Linked DNA regions of Homo sapiens: region 2 is linked to region 1. Evidence: chromatin contacts called from ENCODE Hi-C or POLR2A ChIA-PET data. All regions are on one chromosome and are shown on one strand. The core of a region is the stretch at or near the end of the contact, and the rest is flanking DNA. Distances in the headings are between cores, read along the strand shown.

What was found. A loop is a pair of places that touch in the nucleus more often than their neighbours do. ChIA-PET counts read pairs that join two places held with the same protein, here RNA polymerase II (POLR2A). Pooled maps may share reads with other maps.
Region 2: a loop to region 1 is called in a map of mammary epithelial cell, with 7 times the contacts of the local background. The contact joins the enhancer-like site here to the promoter of CASTOR1 in region 1. A Hi-C loop is called at or near these places in 1 of 168 maps with a recorded cell type or tissue (mammary epithelial cell) and 5 of 50 pooled maps. POLR2A ChIA-PET finds 5 or more read pairs at or near these places in 7 of 52 experiments (Caco-2, MCF 10A, PC-3 and 4 more).

Annotation. Positions count from the first base shown.
Region 1 is chr22:30,287,097-30,292,540 of GRCh38, reverse strand. It overlaps CASTOR1 (cytosolic arginine sensor for mTORC1 subunit 1), which reads left to right and starts at 3,036. Exons shown (of 9, transcript NM_001037666.3): 1 at 3,036-3,156; 2 at 3,765-3,835; 3 at 4,981-5,168; 4 at 5,254-5,386. The coding sequence starts at 3,044. TBC1D10A (TBC1 domain family member 10A) reads left to right here. Exons shown (of 9, transcript NM_031937.3): 9 at 1-551. The coding sequence ends at 166. RefSeq lists an enhancer at 1,719-1,778 and silencers at 2,659-3,098, 3,299-3,378.
Region 2 is chr22:30,210,280-30,215,723 of GRCh38, reverse strand. No RefSeq gene overlaps it. Among named protein-coding and RNA genes, the nearest start is that of LIF-AS1, 26 kb to the left of the region's middle. RefSeq lists enhancers at 650-1,184, 2,910-3,204. Within about 2 kb of position 3,028, at least 18 of the 41 ENCODE cell types and tissues checked have a DNase peak (open chromatin) inside an H3K27ac peak, as active enhancers do; they include PC-3 and mammary epithelial cell, where a contact is called at or near this core.

The DNA of each region.
Region 1 (5,444 bases), core at 1,787-4,286:
CATGGTGGTGGCCGCTGCAGGAGATGCATGTCCCCCACAGCATGTGCCCCCGAAGGACTCAGCCCCCAAGGACTCAGCCCCTCAGGATTTGGCTCCCCAGGTCTCAGCCCACCACCGCTCCCAGGAGAGCTTGACGTCCCAAGAGAGTGAGGACACCTACTTGTAACCCTGGCAGCTAAGGCCTCCAGGGCGGGGTCTCCATATAACTACACGGTTCATGAACTGACATTCCACATCCTGCCCACCCTCTGAGGGCCAAGCTGCCTGGCCACTGGGCTGGGCTGGAGTCTGGCTGGTCCAACACAGATTCTGCCTGGTCCAACACAGATTCTGCCTGAGCCTCCTTATTTATTTTCTTTACAGTGGCACTCAGGCTGGCCCAGCCAGGGCAGGCAGAAGCTAGGGCCTGGGGGGTGGGGCCTCCTTCAGCCCCCTCCTCCTGGGGGATGCTCCCCAGGGTTAGGGTGCTGGTGTGAGGGGAAAGGGTGGGGTGTTCTTTGTGTAAAATAGAAACATGGTTTTGTACAGAAATAAACAGCCTTGTATAGAGAGCTCGTGTACAGCTAGGGGCTGGGAAGGGGGTACCACCTTGGTCACCTTGGTGCTCAGCATCTCTTCTCTTTGCCCTACAGAGCCCCTTCTCCTGGGCCCCAGCCCAGCACCAGAGCCTCTCTGAGAGGTACCTTTGCCAGAGGACATGCCAAGTCCCTGGTCAGCCCCCATTCTTAACCCCCATTTTCACTCACCCCATCCCCACTGCCTTATGTCTACCTTCTGCCACAGATGAGGGACACCAGGGCTGGAGCTCAGTGCTGGGCAGAGCAGGGCGTGCTCCCTAGGCCTTGGTCCTCACCCACCCACCAAGGGGGCAGGGACTCCTAAGGAGGAGGTTTCAGGGTCTTCCTCCTTCAAGTCCTGGCCTGGATGCTACCTCAGGCTCCAGTAAGTTTCTGAGAGCTGATTCTGGGTTGGGGTCAGGGACGGGGCCCGGAGTGGAGCACCACGAATGTCCTCACAGGCTCAGCCCAGGCCCTCAGGGAGGGGGGCGAATTGTGGTTCTTTGATAAAATGCCGCCTTCGATTTACTGCCAAGTGCCAGGCTGGACTGGTCAAGTAGGCTCCATTAGCCCCATTTAACAGACGAGGAAACAGGAGCTGAATGGGAAAGCCTCAGCCGGATTTGCACCAAGAGCCCCTCACTCAGCTTCCTCTCCTGACCAGGGCTCCAGGAGACCTGACTCTGCCCTTGAGGGCCCAGGCAGGCACTGCGGTCACAACCTGATGACTGGTGAGGGCAAGGACAGGGTGTCCCTGGGAGAGGCCCCCCTTCTGCTGAGGAAGCAGCTTTTCCAGTCAAACAATAGCGCTATTCCTGGCAGATGACCAAGCTGGGCCAGGCCAGGCCATAGCGGGAGGGGGCAGGAGAGGGAGGAGCAGAGCCTCCCTGGGAGCTTTCAGCCTTCGCCTGGGCCTGGAACATCCTGTCCTGGTACAGCTGGGGATACTGAGGCCTAGGGAGGTGAAGGGTTTCAAGAGACTATCAGGGTAGGCCACTCCACTTCCTGCCTCCTTCCCCTCAGCCCCATGGTTTCCCACTCTGTCTGCACCTGCCATTGATGAGATGGGCTCAGCCTTTGAGAAGCTCCTCCTTCCCCTAGTCCTCCAGGGGATAGGCCAGGATGTGGTGGCTACATAGTGTTTCACAGGAATGTGTCAAGCCCGAGAGTCCAGGGAGGAGGCTTAGCTTGGCTTCCATCTGCCTATGGTGGGGGCTCCAGAGCAGGCAGAGGGCCTGCTTAGGCCTGCTGGGTCCCAATCAGGCCTGAGGCCTGCTTTAGTCTACTTGGTTCAAAGCCTCACATCTGAGGCCTCAGGGTGCTCAGGCCAGGCAAGGGTCCCCTGGAGCATTCTCAGCCCTGCATGGAGCCAACATGGACATGCTGATGCCTGCTTAGCCTTGGGGGGGTCTTAGACCTGTGAAGGCCTGATAAGATCTGGGGTGTCTGCCAGTGCCGGGGGCCTCCTTGAACCTGAAGCAAGTTTAGATGTGCACAGGCTAGCTAAGGGCTGCAGGCTTTGGGGCTCAAGTTTCAGGCTTGAGGTCTGAGTACTCACTGAACCTCAGCTGCAAGGGCCTCCCCCACCAAAGTCTGAGCACTGGGCATTACTGGCTCAAGCACTTCCGGGTTTTGTTGGTATCGAGGGACCTCAAGCCTTAGGCCTTGGCCACCTGCAGCCCCCTAACCCAAAGTATGTCGCTCAGGCAGAGGTGGCTAGGATTCTACCTCTGTGTGCCCCTGGTGAGGAGCCTTCTATTTTGAAAGTTGGATGAAAGGAACAAGTGGGGCTACCAGGCCAGGTTTCAATTTGTCAGCCCCCTCGCAAGCGGGGAAGGGTAGGTATCAATCGCAATCCTGTGTTGGCGGCCCTGCCCCCTGCAGCCATGAGAGGCAGGAGAGCGAAAGGCGCCCGGGGGACAGCGCTGCACAGCAGACCTGTGCCTCTCATTGCTCCGGGGATTTGGGGGCAGCGTTCTGGTCCTAGCCGAGCTCCAGTTTGTTTCGTGTCCCTTCTGTCTCAAGGACTTCAATCATGAAACCCACGTGTGTGCCAGAAGGACAGAAACGTCCCCTCCGGGATGCTCCCACCGGCTGCGCAGCTGGCTTTCCGCGGAAAGGGCGGAGCCCAGGGAGGGGGCGCGTCAGGGGCGGGGCCTGGAGGAGTCAGACGGGGTGGGGTCTATCCCCGAGCCAGTACTAAAAAAGGCGGAGCCGTTCGGGGCGGTCTCGGTGGGCTGGCTGGAAAGCGGGATGAGGTTCTGGCGTTAGGAGGAGGCGTGACCACCCAATAGGCTTCTCTTCCCGCGGGGCGTGGCCGTCAAGGAGCCGGACGCCGCGCCTGGCTGGGCGGGTCAGCCTCGCAGCGGGCGGCGTGGACGCGGCAGCGCAGCGGCTCCTTTAAGGCTCGGGCACCACCCCCGCCGCCCCGCCTCCCGTGCGGCCTGGGTCTAGTTGGCGGCGGGGTCGGGTCCGCGCGAGCCGCGATGGAGCTGCACATCCTAGAACACCGGGTGCGGGTGCTGAGCGTCGCCCGTCCCGGTCTCTGGCTCTACACCCACCCGCTCATCAAGCTGCTCTTCCTGCCCCGCCGCAGCCGGTGCGCGCCCGGGTTCGGGAGCGCAGATAGGGGCTGGGGGCTCTGCTCTCGCTCCGGGCCAGGGTCGGAGGATTAGGATCGCCGTAAGGCAGGCAGGCAGGCGGGCGGGAGCGGGTGGGGAGGACTCTCCCCGTCCGGCCGCCATCCGGCCTGGGGGACCGCCGCCTATCCGGCCCCGTGAGGCCCCCTCCCAGGGGCAAAGCGCAAACAGCCTGGGATGGGCAATGCTTAACTCAGTAGTGTCAAATGGGGGCATTCCTACCTGGTCACTGCGGGGAGCTCCTTCCAGGACGCCTCCCTTCATGTCAGAGGGGCTGGACTAGGGGGTCCAAGGTCCGACGCCCCTGGGGCTGTCGCCGCGGGTGTGAACCTCTCCTCCCTCCAGGAGTGGAGGGGTGGAGGGTTCCTGGAGAGGTCGGGAGGCCGGAAAGTAGCCCCCAACCCCCGAGATGGGGCTAACATCCCATTGGCCTGGAAATTAAAGGCCGAGAGGGCAAGAAGGCGCCCGGCCCAGGGTCGCGGGGGTGTCTCGGGGCAGATGGAGAGAAATCCACTCCCGACCCCTAGTTCTCCACACCAAGCTGAAGATGCTCCCCACCCCCAACCAGGTGCAAGTTCTTCAGCCTGACGGAGACCCCTGAGGATTACACGCTTATGGTGGACGAGGAGGGCTTTAAAGGTGGGGGTTGGTCTGGGGAACGGGAGTACGGGAGGGGCTTGTCGTGCTCCCCTTCTGTAGGGTTCTCACCAGTTGCTGGGATCCGTCCCAAGAGCTTAAGCCTTAAAAGCAGATGGGTCGGGGTTCGAATCCTACTCCACCACTCCCTGGCTGTGTGCCCTTGAGCAAATCACTTTCCCTCTCTGAGCTGTTTTCTCTTATGTAAAATGGGTATAGTTATGGTTCTGATACATAGGGTCCCATGAGGCCTTTATAAACTTAAAACCGCTGAGGGGCACTCAGCAGTCTTAGGCCTGCAGAAGGGCCTCTGTTATGATTCCAGTCAAGTGCTGCTGTTAGAAATCCCTGGGTATTATTTCCTCCTGGTCTTACTCTCTGGTTTGGGTCACCTCCTCCCCTGCTGGTCTGGAAACTCCAGGAGTCTGAGGGAAGGAATGCAGGAGCAGGCAGCCATCTCAGGGGAGGGTCCTGGAGGCCTCCTGGCTGTGCTGGGGTGAATAGCAGCCACCCAGGCCCTGGCCCCAGCTCAGGACTGGACGCCAGCCTGGGCCCTCCCTGGGGCCTGGAGCTGACGCCTAGCTCCTCCTCCTGCTGCTGGCCCTGCCCATCCTCACAGGCTTGGAGTCTCAGGCCAGCTAGCTGGAGCTTAGCCTGTCCCCATGCTCCACTGCAGGCCTTAGTTTCCCTGTTTTTACTTCAGAAGTCTGGGTCTGCAAAAGGGGAAGGCAATCCCCCAGCCAACCTGATCTGCGAATGCCCCCTGGTGGTGCCATGTGGTACAAAGCTTCTGCTAACCCACAGAAGACACCGTAGTGAGGTAGATATTGTCGTCCCATTTTACAGATGAGGAAACTGAGACTCAAATCACCCACCCCAGGTCATAAGACAAATTAACAAAGCTGGGATTTGAACCCAGGTCTGTCTGAATCTGGACCTCTGATCTTAAGTGGGAAGTTTCAATGCCACCAGGCCAGCACTTGAAGCCTTTCTCAGTCTTTGCACACATAGGGACTTCAGGAGCCCCAGCCTCCAGACCTGCCCTTACCTTGATGGAGCCCTCCAAGGCACAGAAAGGGAAACTGAGGCTCAGAGAGGGGCAGGGGCCAGCCTTGTAGACCCTGACCTGACATGTCCCCTGCCCACAGAGCTGCCCCCATCTGAGTTCCTGCAAGTAGCTGAGGCCACATGGCTGGTGCTGAACGTGTCGTCTCACAGCGGTGCGGCAGTGCAGGCTGCTGGGGTCACCAAGATCGCCCGTTCGGTCATCGCGCCACTGGCCGAGCACCACGTGTCTGTGCTGATGCTGTCCACTTACCAGACGGACTTCATCCTGGTGAGTTTCCTGCTGGTGCTGATGCAGAGCAGGGTGGATATAGGTACCTGGGAGCCCATGTGATGTGCCATCTGCTGTGGCCCAGGTGCGGGAGCAGGACCTGTCCGTGGTGATCCACACGCTGGCCCAGGAGTTCGACATTTACCGCGAGGTGGGCGGAGAGCCTGTGCCTGTGACGAGGGATGATTCCAGCAATGGCTTTCCCCGCACTCAGCATGGTGAGGGCCGCCCCCTGACACTTGGACTTGGGCAGGGCCTCCTCTTCCCACTGGGTCC
Region 2 (5,444 bases), core at 1,779-4,278, 77 kb after region 1:
GTTAAGAAGGATCTGCTGCACTGGTTGACAGCTTCATGGAAAGGTGGAGCCTTTTTGTTTGTTTGTTTGTTTCTGTTTTTGTTTTTTTGAGACGGGGTTTCGCTCTTGTTGCCTAGACTGGAGTACAGTGGCATGATCTTGGCTCTCTGCAACCTCTTTCTCTTGGGTTCAAGTGATTCTCCTGCCTCAGCCTCCCGAGAAGCTGGGATTACAGGCATGCGCCACCACACCTGGCTGATTTTTGTATTTTTAGTAGAGACGGGGTTTCACCATGTTGGCCAGGCTGGTCTTGAACTCCTGACCTCAGATGATCCACCTGCCTCAGCCTCCCAAAGTGCTGAGATGACAGGCATGAGGCACCGTGCCCGACTTAGCCTTGAGTTTTTCACCACAGCATCAACTGTGACTGTCCAGGCAGCGGGTCTCACACCTGATCCCTGGTGGCCGCCTGCTCATCCTGAGGGATGGAGCTACAATTCAAACTCCATTGAATGTGATGATCACTGACTCACCAGCCTCAGTCCTGTCTGCTCCAGCCCCAGAGAACACCTACCACAAACCGTCTGAGGTTTCTGCAGCTTCCTTGTCCACGTTCCCATCTCAGAGGTTCAAGCTGCTTTCCATACCCTACCACACCTGCCCCAAAGACTCCCTGAGCCCTGGTCCTTCTTTGGTGCTTTGCTGGCTGCCTTGGGTTGCTAATTACCGCCTCCCTGCTACACTGTATGCTCCTTAAGAGCAGGGGATGCCTCCAACACCTCCCTGCCTCCTAGCTCCTGGCTTGGTGCCCAACTCATGGCAGTGCAGGTGGTCAGGGAGAAGCCGAGTACGGGAATCCTAAGAGTCACAACTCTGGTTATCATGACAATGACAGCAGCCGCCGTTTACTGAAAGCTGATGTTGAGCCTTTGTCTGCTCGACTCTTTACCTGGATTACATCATATAACCTTCTCCATGTCCCCTTGCAACTCAGAGACTAAGGTGCTATTGAATGAACCTTACAGTGGAGAAAAGGCCACCAGGAAAGGAGCGCGGGGAGCTCAGATGCTGCCTTTTCTTGCCTCAGTTTCCTCCTCTGTACAGGGCTCTGACATCTGCTCTCCTTTCCTCCTTCCAGGTGGCTGTGAGGGTCAAACAATACAGTGAGCACGTTGTCACATGCAAACATCAGCACAGATGCAGCATCTGGATTAAATGCCTACTGGAGGCCCCATCTAAGCCCAGCAACCTGGGGAGAAATGATAACTTCTTTTTTTTTTTTTGGAGATGGGGGTCTCACTCTGTTGCCCAGGCTAGAATACAGTGGCACAATCATGGCTCACTTCAGCCTGTACCTCCTAGGTTCAAGTAATCCTCCCACCTCAGCATCCCAAGTAGCTGGTACTACAGGTGCATGCTACCAAACCTGGCTAAATTCTTTCAATTTTTTTGCAGATATGAGGTTTTGCTACGTTGCCTAGGCTAGTCTTGAACTCCTCGACTCAAGCAATCCTCCTGCCTCAGCCTCCTAAAGTGCTGGGATTACAGGCATGCACCACTGCACCTGGCCAGAAATGGCAGAAATGGGAAATTTTTTTTTTTTTTTTTTTTTTTTTTTTTTTAGACAGAGTCTTGCTCTGTTGCCCAGGCTGGAGTGCAGTGGCGCAATCTTGGCTCACTGCAAGCTCTGCCTCACAGGTTCATGCCATTCTCCTGCCTCAGCCTCCCAAGTAGCTGGGACTACAGGCGCCCACCACCACGCCTGGCTAAATTTTTTTTTTTGTACTTTTAGTAGAGATGGGGTTTCATCGTGTTAGCCAGGATGGTCTTGATCTCTTGACCTCGTGATCTGCCCACCTCGGCCTCCCAAAGTGCTGGGATTACAGGCGTGAGCCACCGCACCCGGCCCAGAAATGGGAACTTTTAACTTGGACTTCCTGTTTACTCTTTAAGGATAATAGTGAAAGTGAAGACATTCGCCGCAGCCTTAGTTCTGTCTGAGAGGGTTTGGACACTGGGCAGGACAGTGCTGGCCCACCTACCCTGGAACCCCCATCCCCACTCCTCTCCTCCTCTCTCACCAGTTCCGACTACACCGGCCATCTTTCCATCCTAGTCGGATCCAAGCCTTTGCCCAGACTATGGAATTCCAGGCGCTTGGAACGCTCTCCACCCTCAGTTCCCTGATTCCTGCCATCCGCAAACTGCCACTGAGATGGCAGCTCTGAGGGGCAGCCTTCCCCACCCTGGGTTTAGGCAGACAGAGGCTTATCCCTCCTCCCCGGTGGCACTCATCTTTGCTCTAATGAAGCAATGAATTGCACAGTGATATCTGCCTTTCCTACCTGGCCAAAGCCTCCCTGGGGGCAGAAAGGGCACCATCCTGCTCTTGCTGTGTCCTAGGGCCAGACGCTTGGCAGGGCGCCCAGGTGGGTTTCAGCGAATGCTCACTAAGTGAGAGTGAATGAATGAATGCAGGAGAGAATACATGGATGTTCCATTCAGCCTCTCCCTCACCAAACGCAGCCCACACGCGCTGTGAGTCTGTCTGGGTGCGGTGGAGGATGCCACTTGGGATTACAATATTTGTAACTTGTGGTTTATGGGCTCTGGAACCAGATGGGGTCTGAATCTCTGCTCTGTTGCTCGTAGCTGTGTGATGTTGAGGAAGTTGCTCAACCTCTCTGTCTAGCTGCAGAACAATCTATTAGAGATAATAATAGCACCTCCCTTGCTGGTGCTATGGAAGTGGGGATTACATGAGGTAAAGGTTACAAGGAGAAGGATTGTAATTATTATTATTGTTGCTGGTAATGACTCAAAGGCTTCCTCCTCCCAATTAATATCTTTGTTTTTTAAGCACAGGAGCCAAGGTCCTCATGACAGGGTTGGAAAGGCCTGGGAGGGGAGCCAGGAGCCTGAGACCAGCTCAGCAGGTCCTGGCCGTGTGACCCAGAGGAAGTCACCCCATCTCGCCTGCTAACCAGATGACTAACAGCAGCAGCAATCATATTGCCTAATTTGCTACCTCACAGGAGTGTGGGAGAAGATCAAACAGAGAAATGAATGAGAAGCATTCTTTCCACAAATATTTGTTGAACACCTACTGTGCTCGAGGCTTGTGGAGGACCAAGCGGGGAACAAGCTGGCATAATCCTTCTCCCTAGGAATGTACAGTCAACAGGGAAGCCAGAAATGAAGGGATTGCTACAAAGTGTGCAAGTGCCTCCCTCTGCTGAGGATTGGGGCACATGATGGCAGAGGCATCTCTGCAAATCCTGACAATCTCACAGGTCATCCCTGCTTTGCCTCCTTTGAGTCTTCATTTATGAAATGGACTGGGTTTTTGTTGTTGTTGTTGTTTTAGATGGTGTCTCGCTCTGTTGCCCAGGCTGGAGTGCAGTGGCGTGATCTCGGCTCACTGCAACCTCCGCCTCCCGGGTTCAAGCAATTCTCCTGCTTCAGCCTCCCGAGTAGTTGGGATTACAGGTGTATGCCACCACACCTGGCTAATTTTTGTATTTTTAGTAGAGACGGGGTTTCACCATGTTTGCCAGGCTGGTCTCGAACTCCTGACCTCAGGTGATCCGCCCACCTTGGCCTCTCAAAGTGCTGGGATTATAAGGCGTGAGCCACTGAGCCCAGCCTGGACTGTTTTTTGTTTTTGAGACAGGGTCTCACTCTGTTGCCTGGGCTGGAGTGCAGTGCTGTGATCATGGCTCACGGTAGCCTCGAACTCCTGGGCTCAGGTGATCCTCCCACCTCAGCCTCCTGAGTAGCTGGCACTACAGGAGCACACCACCACCACCATGCCCCGCTAATTTTTAATTTTTTACAGACAGGGTCTCACTATGTTGCCCAGCCTGGTCTTGAACTCCTGGGCTCAAGCAATCCTGCCTCAGCCTCTCAAAGTGCTGGGATTACAGGGGTGAGCCACTGCACCTGGCCTTGAAATGGACTTTGAAGTGAGCATCAAGATATACCTTCCTCACGACGCTGGTGTAAGGATTGAGCTCATGCATGTGAAAGGGCTTAGCACCGAGCCAGACACCTCTAAGACATCGCTGGATGGCGGTGATTGTTCATGCGCGACCTTGCCACTGGGCACCTGGGGATGCAGGCATGACATTGTCCTTCAAAGAGACAGGGATGAGGAGCATGTGTCTGGCACCTGGAGATCACATTCCCTTCCTCCCTCAGGGCCTATATTTGCCCACACATACACGATTGCGTGGGGACGTTAAAAGGTTCGAAAGCAGATATTCCAAACTGGTAACAGGGTGAGAAATGAGGGTAATTATGAGCCCAGTCATCTACTTTTATGTTTTATCTTTTATATATTGTTTGAACAATAGATCACTTTTTGTTTTTCTTTATTACGGTAAAATACGCGTGACATTAAATGTTCCATTTGAACCATTTTTAAGTGTATGGTTCGGTGGCATTAAGTACGTTCCCAATGTTGCAACCGCTACCACCACCTTCCCCAGTGAAACTCTGTCCCCATTAAACACTAACTCTCCCTTTCCCCTTCCCCAGCCCCTGGCAACATTTATTCTACTTTCTGTCTCTACAAATTTGACTCGTATAAGTGCAATCACACAGTATTTGTCCTTTTGTGTCTGGCTTATTTCACTTAACATAATATCCTCAAGTTCACTCACATGGGAGCATATATCAGAATTTCATTCCTTTTGAATCTAATATTCAATAGATTACTTTTGCCATTGGAAAAAAAAATCATAAAGATTGGAAAAACACAACCATAAAAAGAATGACTGTGCGAATGACTGAAGGAGGAAGAGATGAATAAATGCTCGGGGTCTTCCAGGCATGCCTGCAACTCCGTGGATTTCAGACGGGGTGCATCAGTGGGTCAGCTGGGGTGATGCCGGGGGCAGGCTCCTGTGAATCAGCCGTAGGTCTCCTCTATTACAAGAGAGGGGAGTCAGGCCTCCCACCAGGGCTCTGGTCCCACTGTCCCAGGGACAGCGGAAAATGAAGAAACTCAGCTGAGGGCTGTGAGTCACAGCCGCTGAGGCTGGACGGGGGCCCCACGCCTGGCCCCTGTGGCCCCAGCCATTCAACCTGGGCAGTGAGCGGCACAGAATTCCCGGTCCCCTTCTGATAACAGCCCAGCTCCCCGGGCTCTGGGGACAACCCAGTTGGCCCGGTGAGTAAGGAGGCTCTGGACAATCCCTCCTTTCATAAAGCTCCGCTGCTGACTAATGCCTCCCAGTCACGCCGGCCCTTCCACCTTCCGCCCCAAAACCAATCCCTGCCCAGAGCCAGCCCCTGAGGGCTTTGATTCCTCAAAGCGGAGGAACCTGCTGTCCTCCGCACCCATTTTACCTTCCTGCTGCTGCCCTCATGTTCTGCCCCCACCTACCTCCAGGCTTTGCCTTGGAGACCTCTCTCCTCCTCCTCCTCCTCTCCGCATGTCAACCCTGAGCCCTCCCAAACTC